Regions from separate parts of the Homo sapiens genome. Here regions 1 and 2 are each linked to region 3. A link is a loop called in an ENCODE intact Hi-C map of the cell type or tissue named here. Cell type or tissue: dorsolateral prefrontal cortex. All regions are shown on one strand. Each heading gives the region's core, and the rest is flanking DNA. Links, peaks and the distances in the headings are about the cores only.

What was found. Hi-C counts contacts between places; a loop is a spot of excess contacts. Peaks named below come from ENCODE experiments on the same cell type or tissue, not always from the same donor. Only the 100,000 strongest peaks of a DNase experiment are listed, where the experiment ranks them.
Region 1: it touches region 3 in a loop (8-fold over the local background); 6 of 110 quality-filtered maps call a loop at or near these places.
Region 2: it touches region 3 in a loop (3-fold over the local background); 48 of 110 quality-filtered maps call a loop at or near these places.

Annotation. Positions count from the first base shown.
Region 1 is chr12:125,529,519-125,537,634 of GRCh38, reverse strand. The region is part of intron 4 of TMEM132B (transmembrane protein 132B); the gene reads right to left. Among named protein-coding and RNA genes, the nearest start is that of TMEM132B, 350 kb to the right of the region's middle. In dorsolateral prefrontal cortex, for the core only: CTCF peaks have their summits at 3,808 and 4,016 (motif pointing left); a DNase peak (open chromatin) is centred at 3,994; H3K4me3 peaks cover 842 bases; H3K27ac peaks cover 322 bases.
Region 2 is chr12:125,399,717-125,407,832 of GRCh38, reverse strand. All of the region lies in intron 2 of TMEM132B (transmembrane protein 132B), which reads right to left. Among named protein-coding and RNA genes, the nearest start is that of TMEM132B, 220 kb to the right of the region's middle. In dorsolateral prefrontal cortex, for the core only: CTCF peaks have their summits at 4,239 and 4,442 (motif pointing right); no DNase peak of the experiment used is centred there; H3K27ac peaks cover 451 bases.
Region 3 is chr12:125,326,414-125,334,529 of GRCh38, reverse strand. The region is part of intron 1 of TMEM132B (transmembrane protein 132B); the gene reads right to left. Among named protein-coding and RNA genes, the nearest start is that of TMEM132B, 140 kb to the right of the region's middle. RefSeq lists a silencer at 3,366-3,425 and enhancers at 3,956-4,681, 4,682-5,408. In dorsolateral prefrontal cortex, for the core only: CTCF peaks have their summits at 3,241 and 3,444 (motif pointing left); DNase peaks (open chromatin) are centred at 3,429 and 5,106; H3K4me3 peaks cover 1,604 bases; H3K27ac peaks cover 1,200 bases.

The DNA.
Region 1 (8,116 bases), core at 2,394-6,393, 200 kb before region 3:
TGCTCCCTTCTGCCTTTGTCATGTGGAAACAGCCAGGGATGGCATCAATCAATATCTCTCGAACACACGTCCTCCTTCCTCTCCCAGTGATGCCCCTCACTGCAGCCATTGTCAAGAATGGATGTCCGCCCCAGGTGACTTAGAAGGCCACAGACCAACAACAAGGCAGCCAAAGTTCCCAGGAAGGCCCCAGGAACAGTAGAAGTAGCCAGAAGAGGTGCCAGCAGGTGGCTTTAATGAGTCTTTCTGCTGTCTGGAGTCTTCGAAAGCATTTGTGTTTTGTGTGTTGGTTCGTTTTGCTTTTGGAAATTTATCCTATTGCAGTGTTTTATGGGAAATGTTTTTAATGCTTAAACAGTTTTTGAAAGGCAATACCCTTGAACAACATGGGTTTGGACTGTGCAGTTCCACTTATACATGGATTTGTGGGATGCAAAGCCCGTGTATGAGGAAGGCCGACTCTTTGTATATGTGGGTTCCCCAGGGTCTACTTTGGGACTTGAGTGTGCACAGATTTTGGTATCATGGTGGTGTCCTGGGATCAATCCCTCAAGGATACCAGGGACAGCTGGACATATATCCCATTAATTAGATAATCAACAATGTTTCCATCCAAATCAGATACACTCTGATTTTTTTTAAAAAATCCCAAAAAGAGTAAAAAAAGATCTCAAAAAGAGTAAACAGTAAGGCTCGTATTGATAATATCATATCTCTTAGCTTGGTTTTAAAGGTATGGCATGCATATTTATTTACTGGTATTTTTTTTTCAGGATAATCTCCCCAGATTCACATCCTTAACCTAATGACAGCTGCAAAGCCCTATTTGCCATGTGAGGAAACATATCCACAGGTTCTAGGAATTCACATGTGGGCATCTTTGGAGGGCCACTATTCTCCCTACCACAATGGATATAAGGTTTTGCCCACAGCGTGATTTGGTTATTTTCAAATGATCCATCTGGTAAAGAAGGTGTCTTTAGATAATGATGAATAAACAACATCCACTGAATATCTACCATGTGCCAGGCAATGTTTTAAGCACTTACTTATATTAACTTGTTTAATCCTCACAACCAGTGTGTGAGGTGGGCACCATCATTGACTCCATATTACAGATGAGATGCACCTGAATTGAGTGGATGGTGCAGTGTTGGCGAGTGAGTTCATGGAAGTGCTGGATTTGAGTCCTAGCTATCTGCCAGCAGACTCTGTGGCCCCCCAGGAGGTTTATGGTACAAAAAACCGAATGATCACCCCTGGAGCCAACAGAATCTGCCAGCCAGTGCTGCTTCCTACTGAAGCTTCCTGATGCTTTACATTTGGGAAATTCAGATGGATGGCATCGTCCCTGGGAGATGGCGCCTCTTAAGGACAGCAGCCTCTGTTTAACTCTGACATGCAACCAACTCTGTGCAGCAGTCTGTCACCACCTTGCAAGGAAACTATGTGCGGATTCAGCCACACCTTGCAGAGCAAAGACCTGACACCCTGTCCTTCATTCTTAAAGGTCAGAGGAACAGCAAGGTTGGGGCCAGCTGATACATGGCATGTGGAAAACAGGGGCAGCTCCACCATGCCCAGATGCAACCCACCTCCCTGCAGAAGCAATCCTGGCTTGTTGTGGCTGCTTTTCATGGGGGAATTCTTAACAGCCCACAAGACACAGTCACAGAAGTCTGATGTGGTTGTAAAATCACAGAGTAGAGGCATAGTCCCCCAAGGAAAGTAGACTGTGTTCAGCCGCCTTTGGTTTCTTGCTGCCTGGACAGGTAGAAATTTACTCTATCTGCAAGCTCCCCTCTCCTGCAAAGAGTGTGGGACCTTACAACCATCACCTGTGCAAAGTGGACATTTTCCAGAATCAAAGGTGGTTCTGGAGAAAATGCAAAGGTGGGCAAGTCTGCCCCAACCCCTCTCTTGGTCTTTTCTAAATACTCTCTTGCCTTGTCTGTCTCAGAAAAGAATCCAGCAGCTTCTTCAGCTGAGTCTAATTATAGAAAGACACAATACCTTCATCCCAGGAGTTCAGCTTGGTCTTTAATCGTGGCAGAGAATCTTTCCTCCTTCATTAAAAAAATTTCACAAAAAAGTAGGAGAATTGTGTTCCTGGCAAAAAAGCTTTCCTGAAATCCCCGATGGCAAGAACTGAGCCTCCTTCATCAGGTGCTGGCACACAGGCCCTTGGTCAAGGTATGGGAGGAATGACTGGCAAACAACCCTTTAAATCTCAGCAGCATTTCACAGGTTACCAAGCCCTGTGGGACTCCCAGTTAAACACAGTGGGCTGGAAACTTGATTCATCTTTTCCCCCGCTCAGGATCTCATTAAAGTGAGACTAACAGAATGAAAAAGTCAAAAATTCTCAACACAAAGGGGCCATCAGTGACAAAAGAGATCAGTCTTTTCTGGAACAATGGCGGTAACTGATGAAGTGAGTAGGGATGCCTGTTATAGAATATGAACAACAAATTAATATTAAGTAGAAGCATTGGATTCTACGAGCAAATATAAATGTGATAAAACTTGGTGTAAATACATCTATTAGATATATAGGTTATAAACAATTAATAAATACCTAGGCAGAAGTCTCATGGTGCTGTTTATTCATCTGTCAGGGAAGAGAATTAATCAATAGCAGCGCTGTCCAACAGATCTTTCCTCACTGCTAGAAGATTCTATATCTGTGCTGCCAGATGTGGTAACCACTAGCTCCATGTGGACACTGAGCACTTGAAATGTGGCATGTGCAATTGAGAAACTGAATTTTTAATTTTATTTAATATTAATTTTAATAGCCACATGAAGCTAATGGCTACCATATTGGATAGCTTCAGGTTCTAAACTAAAATTAAATTGTGGCATCTGAAAGAGCGGATGTAACTATAATGGTAGTAGTGATGGTAGTAATAGTAATAATAAAAATAAAGTGGATGTAACTGTAATGGTAGTAGTGATGGTAGTAATAGTAATAATAAAAATAATGACTCTAATCACTGACTTGTTTTTACCATAAACCTTTTCCCTTTAATCATAGTAAGATGATTTTTGTTTACTGTTTTGTTGTTGCTATTGTTGTCTGGGTTTGGTTTGGTTTTGGTTGTGGGGTGGAAAATCTGAGACAGGTTCTTGCTTTGTCACCCAAGCTGGAGTGCAATGGCATGATAATGGCTCACTGCAGCCTCGACCTCCTGGGTGCAAGCAATCCTCCCACCTCAGCCTCTCGAGTAGCTGGGATTACAGGCATGTGTCACCATGTATGGCCAATTTTTAAATGTTTGTAGAGATAGGAGTCTCACTATGTTTCCCAGGCTGGTCTCAAATTCCTGCGCTCAAGCAGTCCTCCTGCCTCAGCCTCCCAAAGTGTTAGGATTACAGGCGTGAGCCACTGTGCCCAGCCAGCAAGGTGATTTTTAAAAAACCAGTATTCCTTGTAGTGATTAATGGTTTTTTGAAGTTCAGAAACTTCATATTAGATTATTTGTCTTCTCTTAAATGTAAGTAAAAGGAAGGACCTAGCCCTTAATAAAGAAAAAACCCAGCACACAGAATATGCTCCCATTTTCGTGAAGTATGAAGTTCGCCGGCCACTTGCGTGTCCAGCCACAGTCATCTCTCTGCCCATACGTGGACTTTGACTCCATACATGGAACAATAATTTTCCAGTATTACTGCTGGCTCTATCGGGGGTGCTGAGATTCTGATTTTTCCATATATTGTTTAAAAATGTTATAATGAGCATGCATCATCTTAAATAAAAATAATAAAGCCTATTAAGATTTTGGCTGAAGCAGGTTGTCAGGTGCCAGGGGTCACGGGCTGCGCTGAGCGCTGGCTCGGGCTGCAGGAAGGAGCCTTTATTTGCTCACACTCAGGGAAATCGGGAATCCCTGGAAATCGCAGGGCCTGAGGACGCAGCCAGTCAGGCCGGGCAGGGGCTCCAGGAGCCTCCGCCGGGGAGGGGAGGGCGCGCGGCCTGTACAAGCCGGTCTGCGGCGCCATCTAGCGGGTGCGCCAGGACCATCGCCCACGAGGTCCTTCCCCGGAGGAGAGGCGGATGCCAATCAAAATGCCATCGCGACCCCTTGTCAAAGTAAAGCCATTTAGAGAAAGACTTGCTGGGCTCTGCAATCAGCTATGCAAAGGGAAAACAAGCGTTTAGGAACATTCCCTCGCTGTTTGTCTCAGGCGGGGCTGATGTGCAGCTGGAGGGCCCTGGGAAGGGGAGAGGCTGTAATAATTATTTACAAGGTGCATCTATTCCGATTGGCCAGTGGCCACACCACCCTGCTATTAAATATGTTGAATTTCATCACTATCTTAAGTATTTCACCTTCAAACAAAAATAAGAAACAAACTCTTAACATTTATCATACATGTATTATGTGACAAGCAGTGTGCAAATACTGCTTCACTTCATCCTCATGATAACAAGGTTATTCTGGCTTCTGGTAGGAATTATATTACACTTTTTACAGGATAGGTAAGGGGGACTGTGTTGAAGGTCACACAGCTTTAAGCCAGGCTGGAATTGAACGACAGCAGCTTGATTTTCTTAAGCACATGCATCTCACATCTCCCCAGCTGTGGAGAAGGGGCCCTTTCCTGATCAGTACAGAGGCTGGCAAAGTGACTCGCTAGCAAGAACTCTGGTTTACCAAACATAAATATCAGGCTTGCAGCGGGCAACCCAACATCAAAGTGCTCAGAGACAGCCTGCATATTCACAACCCCCAAACTGTGATACATAATCTAGTTCGCTGTCAACAGTGACTTGTTTTTTTAAAAGAAAATTATTGTCTCAGAACACAGGTTCCTAAGGCCGGGTGTGGTGGTTCACGCCTGTAATCCCAGCACTTTGGGAGGCCGAGGGGGGCAGATCACCTGAGGTCAGGAGTTCAAGACCAGCCTGGCCAACATGGTGAAACCCCGTCTCTACTAAAAATACAAAAATTAGCTGGGCATGGTGGCGCACACCTATAATCCCAGCTACTCAAGAGGCTGGGGCAGAAGAATTGCTTGAATTCAGGAGGCGGAGGTTGTGGTGAGCCAAGATCGCACCACTGCACTCCAGCCTGGGCAACAGAGTGAGACTCTGTCTCGAAAAAAAAAAAAATACAGCTTCCTGATTATTTTACTACCTTTAAGGGGTTGTAAAATAGGACCATAAAATCCCTTGCATAATCACTCTCAATTTGGGGATTTGGGGCTCACCCAACAAGCAGGACAATTCCAGGGCAGTATTTTCTGACGGATGTGCTGCATGACAGCCATCCTTGTGAGACAGGTCATAGATATTAATGATATTGACAGAGTCTTTAAAAATTTGTCATGTCTCATCCCTGCCGCTGAAGCCCCTGGAATTCCACTACTTTGTTGCTCTGACTGACAACCACCCATTTCTTTCCCGAACTTGCTTAGCTGGGTCTATTTTTCCCTTTCGCCTTCAGAAATTATACATCAGCAAAGGTTTTCCCAAATAGAGGCAGGTCAACTGAACCAAACATCTTAATGGGCTTTTCCCTTCCTTTCCACTGAGCTGACTCCAGTTCACTCTCCAAGAGCAGTCCCTGTAATATTGTTATGTTTTTAATGTAAGTTAGGAAACGGCATAACAGCTAAATCCAGTTATGGGGCCACTGTGGCAAGGGGTTTACTAAATGGCCTCCCTGGCACTATGTGCTGGAATAACAGTGTGGGTAGTTGGCTTGCAGCGCCAGGAGAGCCACAAGTAGGGTGCCCACTCTGCACCAAGTGCTACGGCGGCATTTACAAAGCACATGGCTTTCAGCTCAGCCGACAAAGACGGTTACTTGTGGCCATTTGTAAAGTGCACCCAGTGGACAGGCATTCTCCTTGACAATTTAAAATTAGTCCTTTCAGCTGTGAGAGGGTAGGATCAATCAGGTGAAATGGTGCGTATATAACTGAGGTTATGGCTGTTTGCAGAACACCTTGCTCATTCTGTTATATTAGAGAACCTAAGAGACAGAAACCTTCAGTCTATTCTAGATACCAACTGCCAAATGTTTTGTGTCTTCCTCAACGGTAATTATACTGACAAACTTGTAGTTTTGTGGGAAGGGGGAGAAACACAGACCTTCCAGGTAGGCTATGACATCAGGGTGACACAAAAATAATTCTCAGGCCAGGCACAGTGGCTCGCTCCTGTAATCCCAGCACTTTGGAAGGCCAAAGTGTGAGAATCACTCGAGCCCAGGAGTTAGAGAACAGCCTGGGCAACATAGTGAGACTTTGTCTCTACAAAAAAATAAATAAAAATCAGCCGGGTGTTGTGGCATATGCCAGTAGCCCCAGCTCCTCAGGAACCTGAAGTGGGAAGATCACTTGAGCCTTGGAGGTTAAGGCTGCAGTGAGCTATGAACATACTGCTGCACTCCAGCCTGAGTGGCAGAGCAAGACTCTGTCTCAAAAACAAAAACAAAAACAAAACAAAAAGAAAAGAAAAAGAAAAAATAAAATAACATTCAAAGACAGTAAAAGTTCTGTCCTGTCCTGATTAGCAGAGTCCAGTCAACACGACTGAGTGTGAGTATTGTGTAGCTGAGTGAATGGCTGGAGATTTAGCAGCCTGGCAGAGTCATCATCTGGAACTCCAGTTCTCACTGCACACGCGAAGGTGCAGTGACTGGGCTGCCCCGGATCTAAGTGGTTAATGGCACTCATGTAGCCCCCCGCCTGCCTCTTATACCTATAGTGAGCTAGTGTCCCCCTAAAATTCATGTTCACTGACAACCTCAGGATGTGACCTCATTTGGAAATAGAATTTTTGCACATCATTAGTTTAAATGAGGTCATACTGGATTAGGGTGAGCCCTCAATGCAAGGACTGGTGTCCTTATAAGGGGAGGACACAGAGACACAGACACACACACACAGCTTATGTGATGACAAAGGGAGAGATGAGGGCAAGGTGGCCACAGGCTAAGGAACGCCTGGAGCCAGCGGAAGCTGGAAGAGGCAGGGAAGACTCCTTCCCTGGAGGCGTCAGAGGGAGCACCTCCCTGCTAACACCTTGATTTCAGACTTCTGGCCTCCAGAGCTGTGAGAAAATAAATTCCTATTGTTTTAAGCCACCTAGTTTGGGGTAATTTGTTACTGCAGCCCTAGAAAACTAATATAGCACCCAAAACAGACATTGTTTACTGATTGGCATCATTTTTCCTGCCTAACATAGCGCTGCAGCAGACGACCATTTGGCACATGATGTAAAACCCACTTCCCACCCCCAAACCAGATGGAGCTTTACAGGATGCATCCTAGTTGGGGGTCGGGGAGTGGAGGAGAGACAGAGAGAAAGAGAGAGAGAGAGGAGAAAAGAAAAGAAATGGAAGCAACCTAAATATTCGTCAATAGGGAAATGGTTTAAAAAAAAAAAAACTATGGAATAACCTACTGCAGAATATAACAGTTTTTAGATAATAATTAAGCTCTATTCATATTAGCACAAAAGGGCTCCAAAGCATGTTGTTGACTGTAAAGAATATTACACTCAACATAATGCCATTTGTTTTAAAATGCAACCACACATAAAGCCGTACCAAGGATTTTCTGCAGCCCCACATACATTTGTTTGGTTTTGTTACAGACAGGGTCTCGCTCTGCGGCCCAGGCTGGAGTGTGGTGGCACAATCACAGCTCACTGCAGCCTTGAACTCCTGCGGCCCCATATATATATGAGAATGTAGATACATAGAAAGATAACGTTCTGGCTAAAAGAAATAAAATGATACACAATCATTCATTTGGGTGAGGCAGCAGGAATTAGTGAGCAGCCAACGGGCACTTATCTGTGATGTTTTAGGAAGATGTATTCAAGCACTGTTTAGATTTTAAAGTTTTACACAAAACAAAAGACGAAAGACAAGACATAGACTGCTCCAGAAGCCTTCAAACCTTTCTAAAATGCCCTCCTACTTATGGCTTCCCAAAGCTGGGACAGACCCCAAGGGCCCATGTGGCACCTGCTGGCCCTTCCTTGGGGTAAAGCACCCCTACTCAGCACTGGAGACTCCACAGACAGAGGCTACCCCCGTCTGAATCCCAGCGACCAGCAAAGTGAGTGAGCACAGGACACACAGAGGTGGGAAGGCAG
Region 2 (8,116 bases), core at 2,394-6,393, 72 kb before region 3:
CATGGTGGCTCCACCACTGCCCACGTTCACTGGTAGGTCTCCAGGTGAACCCAAATGTCACCACCCCAGACACACAGAGGCGTTTCTCCCCCAGACCTCCACCAGGTGTCCGCGGTCCCTTTGGTTCTGAGCGACAAGAGTGACCTGAGCTTTGGCCTTGTCTGTGATGGAGGACTGGATGCTGGAAAGAGTCTGAGTCCAGATGAGCATCCCTCCTGGTTGGACCAGGGAGAGAGACATTCTAGCTGCTGTAGATAAGTCAAAAGAAAGACAACTGGACTCCAGGCCAGCCTCTACCCAGCAGGGACAGACAGACAGGGCACGGGGTCACACCTTCTCCATCTCACTCCCCATATGTCTTTCCCAGCCCATAGCATCCACCACCTAGCTGGGCAAAAGGAAACCTGCTCTGTGAGTACACACCTGCATCTTTCTGTCTTCTACTTAGACCAGCCACTTTTGAACTAAATACTCCACTCTACAGGGTTTTGGGTTTGTTTGGTTGTCTACATAGTGGGTGGGCAGTAAAGGATTAACTTTGCCCGAAGAGAGGTCTGGCCTTTGCCTTCACCTCCTGAGAACTAACTTTTAAGCCTTTGGAATTTCTTGCCTGATAAGAGTGTCTTTGTTTACCTGAGGTCTTGGGCCATGCCAGATAATCTGTGCTTCAATATGATTTATAGTAGGGAGGCTTGGGCCACATGGGATCTGCTTGACCACTGGAGGGACTGGAGAGTCAGCCATGTCTATGTGACCAAGTTCCAAAAAAAGCTCTGGACACCAAGCTTGGGTGAGCTCCCCCAGTTGGCAGCACTCTGTGCCTATGGTTGCACATCAGCTCTGGGAGAAGCAAATGCTGTCCATACGACTCCACTGGGAAAGGTCAACTGGGAGCTTGCCCTGGACCTCTACTGGATCCTACTCTATGCACCTCTTCCCTTGGCTGAACTCAGTTTGTATCCTTTCACTAGAATAAACAATATTTATAAGTACAACAGCGTTTCTGAGTTCTTTGAGTCCTTCTAGAAAATTACTGAACCTGAGGGTGGTCTTGGGGACCCTCCAGACTTGCAGATGGCATCAGAAGTGAGGGTGGTCTTGAGACCTTCCCAGCTTTCCAGTGGGTGGGTCAAGTCTTTCACTGTCTGCCATGGGCGGGGGTTGGAGAAGGAAGCGTGCAATTAGAACTCACGCCATCAAGACTGTGAAATATTTTTATACCCCATATCATCCACCCAGTCCTCCGACGTTTAAAGAGGATTTCTTGAGTTTCAGGTACTACACATGAAGCACTTGGAAATGCAAAGAGGAGCATGGCTCAGTCCAGACCAGTGAGTCTCAGATGGTTTTGGCCACAGACTGAGACTGTGGCTCACCTTTCCCCGGTACCCATTTCACAGTAGAAAAAGAACTTGTTCACAAATGCTGAAATGTCTCAAGCCCCTTCTAGAAGCCAGGCACTGTCCTCCGCCTTGCACTGCTAATACACAGATGCCTCGTGCAACCCCGCAGGGGTAGTATCGCTTCTGCTTCCATTTTCCACATGAGGAAACTTGATGAGCATCACTAGACAGGCAAATTGTGTGGGTATGACCAGGGAAGGGAAGTTTTGCATTCTGCTTTAGCCAGAGGAGATAAAGAAGATTCCTGTTTGGACAGTAAAAGGTACTCACAGTCTACTGGAAATTCACTAGCAAAAAGATCTAGTTAAGCATATCTACTAACGTTTGAGTTAACCAAACAGCCCACAGTGGAAGAACTTAGTTCTTCATTAGTTCAGGAAACTGAACTAATAAATATTCCAAAAAAAAGCAAGGAAAGCTACAACCTGAATTCACAACCATCTGAAGACAATACTACCAAATGCCTTGATGATAATAAACTGTCCTGTCCAAACTCTGATGGCTGCAAGATGCCAGCAGCCATGTGCATCCTAGCGCCACTCAGGAATATTTGTGGATTATAATAGCTGAGCTTTACTGAGGCCACTCCCCTGAGCCAGACACTTTCCCAAGGGCTTTGCATAAATTTTCTCGTGCTTTACCTGTATCAACATATTTAATCCTCTTTACAGCACTATGAGTAGGTCTCATTATCCTAGACTTACAAATGCGAAATCTGTGGCACCAAACAATTAAGGAACAGGCACAAAATCACAAGGTGGAGGCAGGATGGAGTGTAGGGGTCCTCATTTCTGAGCCTGCCCATCTGGCCACTATACCTGACTGGCACAGCACAGGTATTCACACCAGCCTGCCAGGTTCAGGTCCTGGCTTTGCCATTGACTCTTGGTGCAGTACAGACTCCTCCTCTCTCAAATGATGAAAAAATAAGTGTCTATAAGGGGTTGAATAGTGTCCCCCAGGGATTCATATCTACCCAGAACCTCACAATGTGACCTTATTGAGCCACAGGGTCTTCATTGATGTAATTACTTAGGTATCTCAAGATGAGACCATCCTGGATTTAGGGTGGGCTGTAAATCCAATGAGTGGTGTCTTTATAAGAGACAGACAGGGAACCTGAGAAGGCAGCGATGTGAAGTCAGAGAGAGAGAGAGCTGGAGTTATGCTTCTATGGGCCAAGGAATATGAAGGACTGCCAGCAACAACCAGAAGGTAGGGGAAAAGCATGAGAAGGTTTCTCAACCCTACGGACATCTTGATTTTGGGCTCTGGCCTCCTGGAACTGTGAGAGAATAAATTTCTGTTGTTTTACACTATCGCGTTTGTGGCCATTTGCTGTGGCAGCCCCAGGAAGCTAACACAGTGGCCATCTCGTGAGGCTGCTGCAAGGGTTAAGTGAGCTAATACAATATAAAGTGCTGGCACAGACGGAGTGCTACAGGTGTGTTTATTATTATTATGTTACGCTGTATCTGTGAATCAAAGAAGGGAGTGAGACAGTCTGTCTAGGGAAACAGTGGCTTACATATAAACAAAATAAACTGACAAAATAAAAATAAATAAATTCTGACATCTTTGCTTTGGAGTGAAACACTGGGCATTCCTCCCTCCCTAGCAGAGCTGGATACACCCAGGAATGAATGTCAGGAAGGTGATGGAGAGAGAAGGATTAGGAGCAAGACTCCCAGAATTTAATTCCAGCTGCAAGAAGGACTAGCTGTGAGGCCTTGGATAACCATTGAACTTCTGTGACTCAGTTTCCTTATCTGTAAAATGTGGATAATAACACTATCTACCTACAGTGTTGCTATTATGAAGATTAAGTGAATTGGTGTATATTAAGTGCTTAGAAGAACACCTGGAACAAAGACGTGGATCAGCATTAGCTATTATTAATTTCCTAACAATGAACTACCATACGGTCTCCAGAGATCAGACACACAAGCATCTAAGCCTCCTACCTTGTGAGATGTCCTTTGGAACTACCCTAAGTCTCCAGCCAGGATTCTAAACACTTCTTCTCCAGATATGATTTCCTGATCCTATTCCTCTTCCTTAGCAGAAAATTCCTCTAACATCCCTAGGCAAAGGCAAATGTCTCCGTTTGCCAGAGTAGATCCATTTATTTCATAAGGGGTGCTCTAGAGAACATCCAGCCCTCAATCCTTTGGGCCCAAAGGACATTGCTGTACACCTGACAAATTCTGGACATGTCATAGCAGTTGCAATTGATTTTTAAAAATCCAGTTCTGGTGCATGTCCATGAAAACGTCCAGAGATAGGGCCAAATTCAGATGCAACTCACTATAGACGTTCAAATGTTACCTCCAGTTCCATTAGGCACTGGACCCTGTTCAGCTCTCATGCATGTGGGCTTTGTTCACCAATTCTTCTCATGGTCACAGTGTTGCTGCAGCAGCTCCAGATCTCACATCCTCATCCACAACAAAAAAGCAAAATTCTTTCCCTTAGATCAAAGATCCCAGAGCCAGGTTTTCATTGGCCAAATTAAACTGAGTGCTCAATCTTGAGCCAATCATTATGGCATCTAGGGTAGAGGGACAATGCTCATGGGCTTAGCTGGTCAACTAAGCTGGTCACTAAGGGTGAAGTTAACCCCCTCCTAATCACGTGGGAGAGGTTAGCAAGGAGTGGCTCCTGAAAGGAAATTCAAGTTACAACAGAACAAATGAATGCTGGGTATCAAAAACACAAACCTAAAACCAAACTATTGACATTTTCCTCTCTCTTAAACACAAGTTATACAATTGTTTCTAAATCCCAGTCCTTAGTCCAAATCCTTCCTAATTTTAGATTATCTTTGTTAGAACAATTTAAGCCCAGGAACATCTATGTCTTGAATATTCATTAAGTTTGTTTTAGAGAAATATCTTTAGGCTTGGTGATATTCTTAGCACTTGTTATTTAAAAATTACAATATCTAAAACTACATGGAAAAGATAATGGTCTCACCACTGTAATGAGTTTGCGGAATTTGGGCTCTGAGCATAGAAAAATATATGACCACAAGGTGGCAGTAGCATACAACGAGTTTTATTTGGGCAACGCTTTGACAGGTTTGCATGAAAGAAGCCCCTCACAGCATGAGACAGTCCAAAGGATGTGGCCTGAGGGGCCACCAGCCAGAGGGGAGGAGGGAAAGAACTCTGAAAGTAGAGGTAGATTCAAGACAGGGGCTCACATGTCTAGATAATGTCACTCAGCAGCTCAGTGGGGAGTCTCTGGGTCAGAGAGCTCTAAAGGGCAGTTGCAGCTTGAGTTCTTTTATAGCTAAAAGGTTTATCTTATTTACAACTAACAGACATTGGACTCAGTTTTGCAGGGTATGCAAAACAGGCAGGCTCCAAATGGCTAAAAATCTGTTTATTTGGGCTATGTTTAAAACAATTGGATGTGTAAAAATATGAATTTGGTGCCAGCAGGCTTTTGAGCTAACAGGTCCCAGCCTGCTGTGAAGAAACAAACAACACAGGGGCCAATGAGCAGGAACCATTTTTATCTCACTTACATAATAACCAATTTCTGACATACAGAAAAAAAAAATTATATGTATTTTCCATAGGTTCTTCATTACATAAACATTTGCTGTATGAATCCTTGAAATTATGGGATTACATACGGAAGGATAAATTGGCAGAACAAGAAACCACTTGTTGATAAATGGACTCTTCCAGATGTCAGTCCCTGCCCACACATGGCCCTTAGATGACAGCAGCATCTACCCCTGCCCACCACTTCAACATCTCTGCCATCTTGATTGGTCAGATTCTGCTGACTGCCAACTATAAATACAATGCAAAAGCAATGCAAATCCATTGCAAAGTGAAATTGCATATCTTGTAATAGTAGAGGATGGACAAATGCATGCAAAACTATCAACAAAGAGAATGAAGCCAGGGTCTACAATCACCCTTCAAGATATATTTACCAGCCAGGCATGGTGATTCATGCCGGTAATCCCAACACTTTGAAAGCCCAAAGTGGGCAGGTCACCTGAGGTGAGGAGTTCAGGACCAGCCTGGCCCCTGTCTCTACTAAAAATACAAAAATTAGCCAGGCGTGGTGGTGGTTGCCTGTAATCCCACCTACTCCAGAGGCTGAGGCAGGAGAATTGCTTGAACCCGGGTGGTGGAGGTTGCAGTGAGCCAAGATCACGCCACTGCACTCCAGCCTGGGTGACAGAGCAAGATTCCATCTCAAATAGATATAGACAGATAGATAGATAGATAGTAAGTAAACAAGTGAAGAGGAGAAAATCAGTGAGGACAATGGGTGCTTCAGAAGACAGCAGTTTCAATAGCCGAGTATCGTGAAGCTCTTGGGGAAACTGGAGAAGCCCTCAAATATTTCCGCTAAACGGATCCTTTTTGTGATCCTACTAGCAATGTCAAACATGAAATGAGAACTGCAATATTGTATAGTTATAGAAAACTGGAAGAAAAATGACAAATTATCAACATGCATTCTTTGTTCAAAGTGCACAGATCGGGAATTGCCAACCCCTAATTTTGTTTACTACAAGATAAAATAAACTTTTATTATAATCTTTATTTCATTTCTCAAGGAAGAAAAAAAAATCCCAATCAAGTTTTTTCTCACTATTTTCTACAAAATTTTGGTTCCCAATTTTAGTCAATTAATTTTAATTAGCCAAAAATACTTAAAGAAAATTTCTCCATCACACCCTTCTAGCTTTGAATTGCAATGCTCATAAAAATGTATATTTATGTGTGTGAAAATATGCTAATATTGTATGTTGGTGGGGAACAGAACACTGGCTCCTCGTGGTTCCTAAAACAGCACATTCCTTCTCGTCTCTAAACCTTTCCACCTGCCATTCCCCCTGCCTGGAAGCCTCTCCCACAGACACCACCATGACTCATTCCCTAATCTCCTTCAGATCTGGACAAATGTCACCTCTCAGTGAAGTTTTCCTAGACCACCCAATCTAAAATGGCAAATCCCTCTTATCCTCAACAACTTCTATCCCTGGTCTCCTGCTTTATTTTTCTCCTTAGCACTAAACCGTACCCAATATACACTTTGCTTCCCTTGTTTATTATCTGTCTCTCCCACTAGATATAAGCCCAAGGAGAGCAAAGATTCCGCAGTTTCTGTTTCCTGCATTATCCATAGTGCTGAGAACCATGCCTGGCAAATGGGAGGAGCTTAATCAATATTGGTCGAATGAAGGGTCTTTATCTAAGGTGTCATCCGTCTCTGGATGTCCCACGAATATGAGACTTCAAGGGCTGAAGATGCCCAGTAAGAGACATCACCAAAAAATTCCAAGGGCAGGGAAGGGGGTGAAGGCATCAGAACCCTGTGGACCAGAGGCTCTCAAACTTTCAAGCATATCAGAATCACCTGTGCCACTTGTCATGGCACAGAGATTGGGACCAAACCTCTAGAGACTGTGCTGCTATAGGTCTGGGGGGCAGGACCCATAGTGCTGTGTTTTTAAACAAGTTGCCCTTCTGAAGCACGGGGTCCTCAGAACACTCTGTGGGCAATACTGTTTGGGACACACCTCAGACATCACATTCTGTCGAGCGGAGTCATGCAAAAGAGGTTCAACACCCTTTCTGAGATAAGCCCAGCCTGGGGCACGGGAACATTTTCAGGGTGTGATTAAGGAAAACTGCAAGGATACTTTTAATTGGGGCTCTCCCACCAAACCACTTTCCCTGTGATAAATTAACCAAAGACAGAGATGCTTGCATCTCCCACTAAGCACCTGGAGGCTGGTAACGTCAGACTCTGCTGAGAGCTCCTTGCAACAGGTTACAGGGCATGGAAAAGAGAGTCCAAGGGATCCACAGAGGGCAGGAGCCTGGCCTGCCAAGATGACCATGGAGCAGGTGGGGACTCCAGTCTTACATGCTCCTGTCCAGGGGGCTGGAAACCCAGATATTTTGGGCCTCTGAGTCAGAACAGGAGCCATCCTGATGGATAAACAGACAACTGGTGCTGGAAAAGCACATCCACCAGAGAGAAGTACTGGAAATCATGAAACTCAGCTATGAGAACAGGACACCTGAAGGGGGATCTGCATGCCAGTGAGAACTTTCCCCAGGCAACACGTGCTGATTTCTAGAAGCTATTGCCACTCTCCCGTCTCATTGCTCAGTTTAATCTCTCGTCTAAGAAAGTCAAATACTAAGAAACTTATGTGTCTAGCTTTGGACAAATCAGAAATTTCACATTTTTACAAGAAAAAGAATGGTTTTAGTTATTTCAGTGCTTCTACTATAACAGCTGCCTTGATCTCATGTGTTACCTTTTGAGAGATGGCTAGGTATCAGCAACTGGGAGAGGTGATTTGTAGGCAATGGAGCCCATCAAAGCAAGAGAGAACTACAGATAAGAACAATCATCGCAGCTACAATTGTAGAAATGTCTGCTCCACCCCATCCAAGGCAGCTCTGAGTGTGAAAACAGCAGTAGGTTCATGTATGCAGGAAGCTCCATCCAGCCTGTGAAGCTGATCTGATCCTCAACCTGTTTGCCTATGCCTCAATGAGACAGTCGTTATGTTGTTTCCCCAACCAAATGATAGCTTCTACAATGCAATATTTTCTTCCCAGACTCCAGCTTCATAGACGCTTAGCCAATCTCAAACCTCAACACCTTCCACAGCCAATATAACAGAGTAAGTTTACCCCAGAGCTGCCTGTTGGATCTTTCCT
Region 3 (8,116 bases), core at 1,509-5,508:
ACACAACAAACCAAGGAACCCTGTCAGGTCCTTTATTACTCCTGTTACTTCCTGTATTCCTTCCAGCCACTTAACCGCTGAAAAGGAAGGCACAGAAGGAACAGCGAAGATCAGAAAACCCCTAGCTCCTCTCCCCTTCCTCGCCCACCAGGAGGCGAAGGGAGAGGTCTGGTAGAAGGAGTATCAAGAGGTGAGATGAGAAAGTGCTGAGGTAGTTCTGGGCAGCGTTTCCACTGTCCTGGTAGCAATGATATACCCATGCTTGCACGAGCTATGAAATATGGATTGAGTAACGGACGATTCTGCATATGTGTTAATTGCTCTTATATTTGCATTTAAAACTGATATCACATAATAAAAAGATAAATGGTAAAATTCATACTAATGATTTAAGATTTTAATTTTTCTTTTTCAGAATGGCCTTAAATAGCAAGTAAAAACACCATGAGAAGTTGAAAGAGGGGCCCCAGAAGGAAGGAAAAGGGCTTTATATTTTCATACTTTTCATGGCATTTTTTCCCTGATTTTGGAAGAAGGGGCTGAATTTTCATTTTTCCCTGAGCACTGCAAATTATGTAGCCAGCCCTGAGGACATGTGAGTTAACCCAGCAGAAATATAACCATGCCACAATCCCCAACTTTCTCCCAACACTTAGGCCAGAGGTTAAAAAAGCAGGCTCCAGGGACAGTATCTGGGTCACAGACATATTTTTATTTTACCTACTCAGTGATTTTCTAAAAATTGAATTAATCACACAAAAATCCAGATTTCTGGCTTTTCTTTAAAGATACAATAAGCTTTGACTAGGCTGTGCATGCATTCTTACCCAGCAGTAATCAGCTAGATCAGCAGGGTCACTGCTGCTCTCTTTAGCTAGCACCTGCATCCTAAAGCTCACCACAGTCCCCACCATTCCCTGTCGCCCCATTCCAGCTCTCACACTCACATATATCCCCTGCCTGCCCTCCAGTCCACTTTCTAAAAATGAGCCCAACACTGAGGAGGGCAGAGTTGGGAGAGGGAGACAGAATTGCAGGTTGAAACAGCTTCAGACTTAGACATTTATTCTTCATGAATGTAATTAATTCTATTTGCCGTATGTAGTGGGTTGAGTAATGTCCCCCCAAAAAGATATTTCCAGGTTCTAACCCATGGTTACCTGTAAATGTCACCTTACTTGGAAATAGAGCCTTTGCCAATGCAATTAAGTTAAGGTTTTCAAGATGAGCTCATTGGATGACATAAGTCCAATGACACCCACCCTAAAACCAATGACAGACGTCCTTATAAGAGAAAGGACAGGGAGACTTGAGACACACAAAGACATAGGAGAAGGCCACATGAAGACGGGAAGAGTTGGGGGGATGTGTCTACAAGCCAAGGAACGCCAAAGATCACTGGCAACACCAAAAGCTGGAAAACCGGCCTGGGACAGCGCCTCCCGCAGTCTTCAGAGGAAACAACAGGGCAACACCTTGATTTCGCCTCCAGAATGTGTGAGAAATCAGTGTCTGTTGTTTTAAGCCACCGAGTTAGTGGTAACTTATTACAACACCCACAGGAAACTAACGCACATTATAAAAAACAAAACATCATTCATCCTGGCTAGTCTGGGCAATCCGAAATCGCTCAGAGAATATCTTTTGTTCTCTTTCTTGTTTTTGGTTTTTTGTTTTTTAAGGCAGTTCATTATTTTCCAACACACAAAGTAACTAAAGAAAGGAAAAACTAATATTGTCCAGTCTTAGTGGCTGTTGCAAAGAGAAGCCACTTTAGTGAATCTGTAAGACGAGTTTTTAGCGTGTTTAAACAGCATGACCTCAGACGCCTTCAACATCCCTTTTACAATCCTGTTGAATCTCCAAGTGCTTGGAAACCCCTTTTCACCTACCAAAGCACTCTACTGTCTTAAAAAAAAAAAAAAAAAAAAAAAAAAAAAAAAAAAGCCAACTCTCTGAATTAATTTCTCAGATGACATAAGGGTCCCCGTGACGCAGAAAGTGCAGAGCTATGAAGAAATGCAGTGGGTGGAGGGCACAGCCTGCTTCTGGGGAGCTGCGCTTAATTGAGAGAAGATGACAGAAGTCTGTGGGAAAAAAAAATTGATGAAGAATAAAAGAAAGTAAAATATGTATTGTTCACTTGCCTGCTACAAGAGTTGCCAGATCTCAGAGGAAGAAGAGATGAATAATTGGCTGGCAGTTATCACAAGCTTATCAGTAGCATCCAATACATAAAATAATAATAATAATAGTCATTGCTAGGAATTTGTCAGATATCTACTGAGTACCAGTCACTGTTCTAACTACATTAACATGTATAAACATACTAAGTAACATGTTCTGATACATGGATTAACAAGTTTTAAATGTATTAACATGTATTAGCTCTTTAGACATTTATTCTTTACACAATCCTATGAGCTAGAGTATTATTTTCATATGGTATATTAATACTATTATATAATTATTACCTAAATAAATTTGGGCAGGGCTCAGTGGCTCACGTCTGTAATCCCAGCACTTTGGGATGGCTTGAGGTCAGGAGTTAAAGAGAAGCCTGGGCAACAAGTGAGACCTCAGCTCTACAAAAAAAATGTAAATAAAAAATAACCAGGCAAGACAGCAAGTGTCTGTAGTCCCAGCTACTTGGGAGGCTAAGGTGGGAGGATCGTTAGAGCCCGGGAGGTCAAGGCTGCAGTGAGCTGAGATTACACCACTACACTCCAGCCTGGGCGACAGAGCAACACCGCATCTCCAAATGTATCAAATAAATAACTTGTAATAATATAGCCATTTTATAGATTCAAAAACGAAGGCACAGAGAGGTCAAAAAACTTGCCTAAGGTCACACAGCCAGTAAGGGGTGCAGCCAAGAGTGGGCCCCAGAGTGTGGGCTTAACCCCTGCTCTGCCGGGTCCTGGCATCTGTACAGCTCCTGCTCCTCTTCCTCAGCTTGGGGAAGAGACTCAGCTTCTTCCTGGTGAGCCACATGTGAGCTGGTTCCAGATTTCACCCGGAGTAAAGGGCTCATGTGCTGCTTTTAACCATAGCGCGACCTCGAAACCCGTGGACTAAAAGCCACGGAGAACTCGGGAAAGAAACAGCACCTCCCCTTCACACAGACCCCAGGGCTTCGCCGTGGACCCCACCCTGGGTAAAAACCCTTAACAGCAGCCTTGGGAATCTTGGTGCGGAGGAAAAATACAAAGCCTCAGTCCCCTTTTCCTGGAATGCAATTCAGAGCTTGTCCTGTGTCGCTCAGAGTCAGCGGAGGACGAAGCGGACTCCTGGGGCAGCAACGCGGAGGAGGGGACCGACCCGGGAGCCCGGACTGAGCCCACCCGGACCAGGCCCTCCCCGGCGCTGTCCCCGCCCCGCTCCCAGTCCGGCTCCCTCCTCCGCAGACCCCGGGCCTCGCGGGCAACACCGCCACCCAGTGGCCGCCGCCGCCAGCGCTGCACGAGGAGCCGGTGGTGCATCCCTCCCCTCTTCCAGAGACGAAACCCCGATTTGGGCGGTTTAGGGCAATCTGGGGACTTTCACCAAGGCCCACTGCTGCTTTCCAACAGAAACCCCTTAAACACCTCCTGCCTCAGCCTCCTGAGTAGCTAGGAACACAGGATGTGCTAATTTTTATTTTTATTTTTTGTGGAGATGAGGTCCCACTGTGTTGCCCAGGCTGGTCCCAAACTCCTGGCCTCAGGCAGTCCTTCCACCTCTGCCTCCCCAAGTGCAGCTTGGTTAGGCAAAGTGTTGGAATTGCAGGCATGAGCCACTGTGCCCAGCCAAGAAATTTTAATTTGCCTGTGAATTTTTTTTCAAAGCAATACACTAGGTAGAAACATTTGCACATTTTAAAGCTTTTGATACATATTGCTGTTTTACAGAAAGGCCTCTGCCCTCTTGGCAGCATTGGATATACTTTTTAAAAAATCTTTGCCATTTCACAGTAAAAAATGATAGTTTATAGATTAAAAAATTTAAATTTGACAATTAGTGATTAAGTTTTTTAAATGTTTACTGGCCATTTTTTTTCTTTCTTTGTAAATTTCTTGTTGTCATTTGTCTATTGTTTCCATAGGAAGTACTTAACTTTTTTCTTGAGCAATAGAAGTTTTTATGCATGAAAAATGTCAACCATAACTATAGATAAATAAAATCATCTTCATGGCTGCAAAAAAAAAAAAAAAAAAGAAACCCCTTAAACAAAGCACGACTACTCTATGGGACCAGATTCTTTGTTTGCAAGTCACACAAACCCAAACCAGGATAGGCTTAGGGGAGAAAGGGAGTCACTGTCCCCAAACCATCAGCCTGGACAGAGGAGACCACAAGTGGCAGCCAGCACCCCGTGGGTTCTCTGTGCTCCGGAAGAATATGAAATTCTATTTGGAAGCGGGGACGCACCCACACCACACGCATCCCGTGACCCAGAGCAACACCTGGGTTTTCCATCAGTCCAGCGTGACACAGATCGTCGGACCACAGCGTCGGCCACGGAACAATGGCCACAGGCTGCCAGCAGGGCTACTGCATTGAAACCCTCTCTCCCCTTCCCTTTGTCCACTTCCGTCACCCTGAGAAATCACAAAGTGGAGAACTGATTTTTGCCTGTATCTGTCGCATTCCTTCCAGTGAAGATCGGGTAGTTTTATGAAAGGGCTTTTTCTTCCCTTTGTGTTCAGGGGTATTCACTCCATGGGGAAAATCTCTCTAGTCCCTGGCCTGAAAGCTGTTCCTGTTGTTTCCTTTCATTGGCCACCTGAGTGTCAAGGGGCCGGGGCTGGGGGAACACTTTAAAAGGCCAGTCTCAAGAGAGATGAATACAGCCTGTGTCAGTGACAATGAGTGGTTTGGGGACAAAGCCACGACAGCTCTGAGACATCCGTTAGGGAATCGTCCCAGGAAAGTAACCAACCCATTGTCCCATCTCGTTCCAGCCAAAAGCCACTCAGACCTTATCATCCTCCTCAAGTCAGTGCCTCATAGGACCCCAGACCCAAGGGTGGAGGGAGCTTGGGTTCTAGAGAAGGAGGCTTGGGCTAGAAAGTCAGCCTGCCTCTTGCCTGGCTGGGCTGCCTGGTGAGTGACTCAGCCCTACTTAGCAAGACAAGAATACCATCTGCCTCCTGGGGTTCTGTCACATTCAATGGGATGGATCAGGCACACTCATTTGTCTAAGTCAGCTTGGCCAGCTGTAACAAATCCATCATAGGCTGGGAGGCTTCAACAACAGATATTCATTTCTCACAGGTCTAGAGGCTGGAAGACCAAGATCAAGGCGCCAGCAGATTTGATGTCTGGTGCATGCCTTCTTCCTTATGGACATGCATTCTTGCCATATCCTCGCATGAGGGAGGAAGCGCTGGTACTTCTTTCTCTACTTATAAAAGCACTCATGAGGGCCCCACCCTCGCAACCTCACCTAAATCTAATTACCCCTCGAGGGCTCCACCTCCTGATACCATCACATTGGAGATTAGGGCTTCAGCAAATACATTTGGGGGTGGGGGAGAATGCGAACATTCAGTCCATAACAGGGTTCATTCAGTATCCATTAAGAGCCAGTCCTGTGCCCGGCACTGAAGTTGCAGGGAGGATAGAGCAAAGCAGCCCTGTCCTCACAGAGTTTAGTCTAGTTTGGAGCTGAAGAATGAACAAGCCATTCCAGTAAAGAAAAGCGAGAGTCATGAGGGCACATGTACCGAGGAGAGGCCCCAGTGCGGTCTTGAGGGAGCCAGAGAAAACAGGACCTGTAGTTCATTGAATGGTGCCCCCAAAACACATCCACCTGGAACCTTACTTGGAAATAGGGTCTTTGATGATGTAAGCAGGTCATATTGGACAAAGGCAGACTTTAAATCCAATGACTGGTGACCTTAGAAGCAGAAGAGAGAACAGAGACAGGGAAGGTCATGTGAAAATGAAGTGAGAGACTGGAGTGATGGGGCCACAAGCCAAGGAATGCCTGGAGCCACCAGAAGCTGAAGAGGCAGGAAGGATCCTCCCTCCCCTAGAGCCTTCAGAGCAAGTGTGGCTCTGCCAACACCTTGATTTTGGACATCTGCCCTTCAAAAGAGAATAAACGTATGATGGATGCCCCAGGAGACTAACACAGTAGCCGAAGGACACGTGGAATAGCCAGGTCCCATTTGGGGAAGAAGGCTCCCAGCAGAGGAAACAGCATGGGCAGAACACAGAACCCTGCTGCAGCTGCAAGGGTGTGGTGGCTGGGCAGGAGTGAGGGCACCGTGCTGGGCTGGAAAGGGAGGAAAGGGCACATCCTTCAGGGCTGGCGGAGGCCACTGCATTGTGTTTGGACTTTATCCCAGGGTAATGGGAAGCCACCTGAGTGACTGAGGTCCCAGGTTCATGGCACCACTTGATATAACACGGTTAAGACATCACTCTGCTATTACGGAGAATGGACTAAAAGCAGGAAAGGCCAAGACAGGGAAATGAATGCGATGGCCCAGCCCCAAGGGCAGGGTGACTTTGTTTTACAAACGGGCCAAAGACGGTCCTTGTAGACTGGCCCCAGGTTTACTTCTTCAGAGTTGGCTAGGGCCATCCATTCTCCAAGACCCCCGGTGCCAAAATCAAAATTTTACACAACCCATTGTTTTAAATGTAGCCCAAAGAAGCAGACTCTTAGCTATGTAGAGCCCGCCTGCTTTATATATCCTGAGAAACTGCACCCAGCATCTGCCAGCCACAGATTTTTTTTTTAAAACCTTGGACTATAGAAGACCCCAGGCAGCTGCTGTCCCTTGGAGCCCCCTGGCCCAGAGGCACCCAATGGTCCTGCTGTGTGACCTGGACACTTAAGCCCCCTCTCTAGCTCTCCTTTTCCCCAGGAGTTCCTTCTTCCTTCCTGGTTGGCTGGTGGCCCAGGTGATGGCCACAGTCTCTGGAAGGTCTCCTGCTATGGGAGACGTCCCCCGCATGCAACCTGTCAACATACTGCCCAAGTAAAAAAGCTCACTCTTCCTGATCAGGCCTGAAATCCTCAAACTCACCGCAGCCTCTACTGCAGAAAGGGCCACCAGGATGGAGAGGAAATGAAGAGATTCTGGTAGGACTTGGACATCAATTAGCTATGATGGGAGGGGAGAGGGTGCTGAGAGAGGGAAGAAAAGACAAAGAGGCATTTTGAGCTTAGTCTTGGGCACAAGGGTGGACCCGTCACTGGGACAAGGGAGGTGGGTATTTGGGAGAAGGTGCTGAGCTCTGCTTGGGACGTATTTAGTTTTTGATATTTGTGGGCCCCCATGTAGAAATGAGTTAGATGCTGATGCTGGAGCTCAGGAGAGACCTGTGAGCTAGAAGGAGATTTGGGTGTCAGCAGAAGAGAGGTGGTGACAGAAGCCATTGGGAAAAGTGGCCCAAAGAGAAACATGCAGAGTGGGAAAAAGAGGAGGGAAAGAGAGCCTTGGTGGAGAGAGGCTTTGGTGGAGAGAGGTTTTGGTGGAAAGGTCTAGCAGGGGGCAAGCCTGCAGAGAAGGCTCAGGGGGCATCCAGGGAGAGAGAGAGAAGGGAAAGCAGGTGCCTGTGTTGTTAGAGAAGGCAGGGAGACCCTGTGCCTCTGAGCTGCAAAAAAGCCAAGCCTGGAGAAGTGGCCCCTGCATGTGGCAATAGCTTTGGCAGCCTCGGTGGACAGTTTCAATAGTAACAAGGTGGCAAGAAGCACAATGAGTGAGCAGGACAAGAGGAAGGGGTGCACGGAGAACAGGCAACTCTTTCAAGAAGTTTGCTGCAAAGGGAGAATCTGAATAGGACATAGGAAAACCTCCCCTTGGGTCTGGTCCCATCCCTGTCCTGGTTGCACCAGGCCATTCCCTTCCTTCCGACCTCCCCCGGTGCAGACAGCAGTGGTGTCCATTCTGGATGCTGCACCAAACATTTCCCGTAGAGTCTGGAGCTGAGGCGAGGGCACCAAATCTTCAGCTTTATTCAACACCCCCCAGTTCCTAATTCCCACCTCCCCCCATCAAACAGCATTAAGCCGATGTTTACTATACAGGTTGCCAGGACAACGGAATGTCAGAGCTCATGTGCTCCATTTTGAGCTCATATTGTCTTCATTGGAAACAGGTCAACAAGGAGGGCAAGT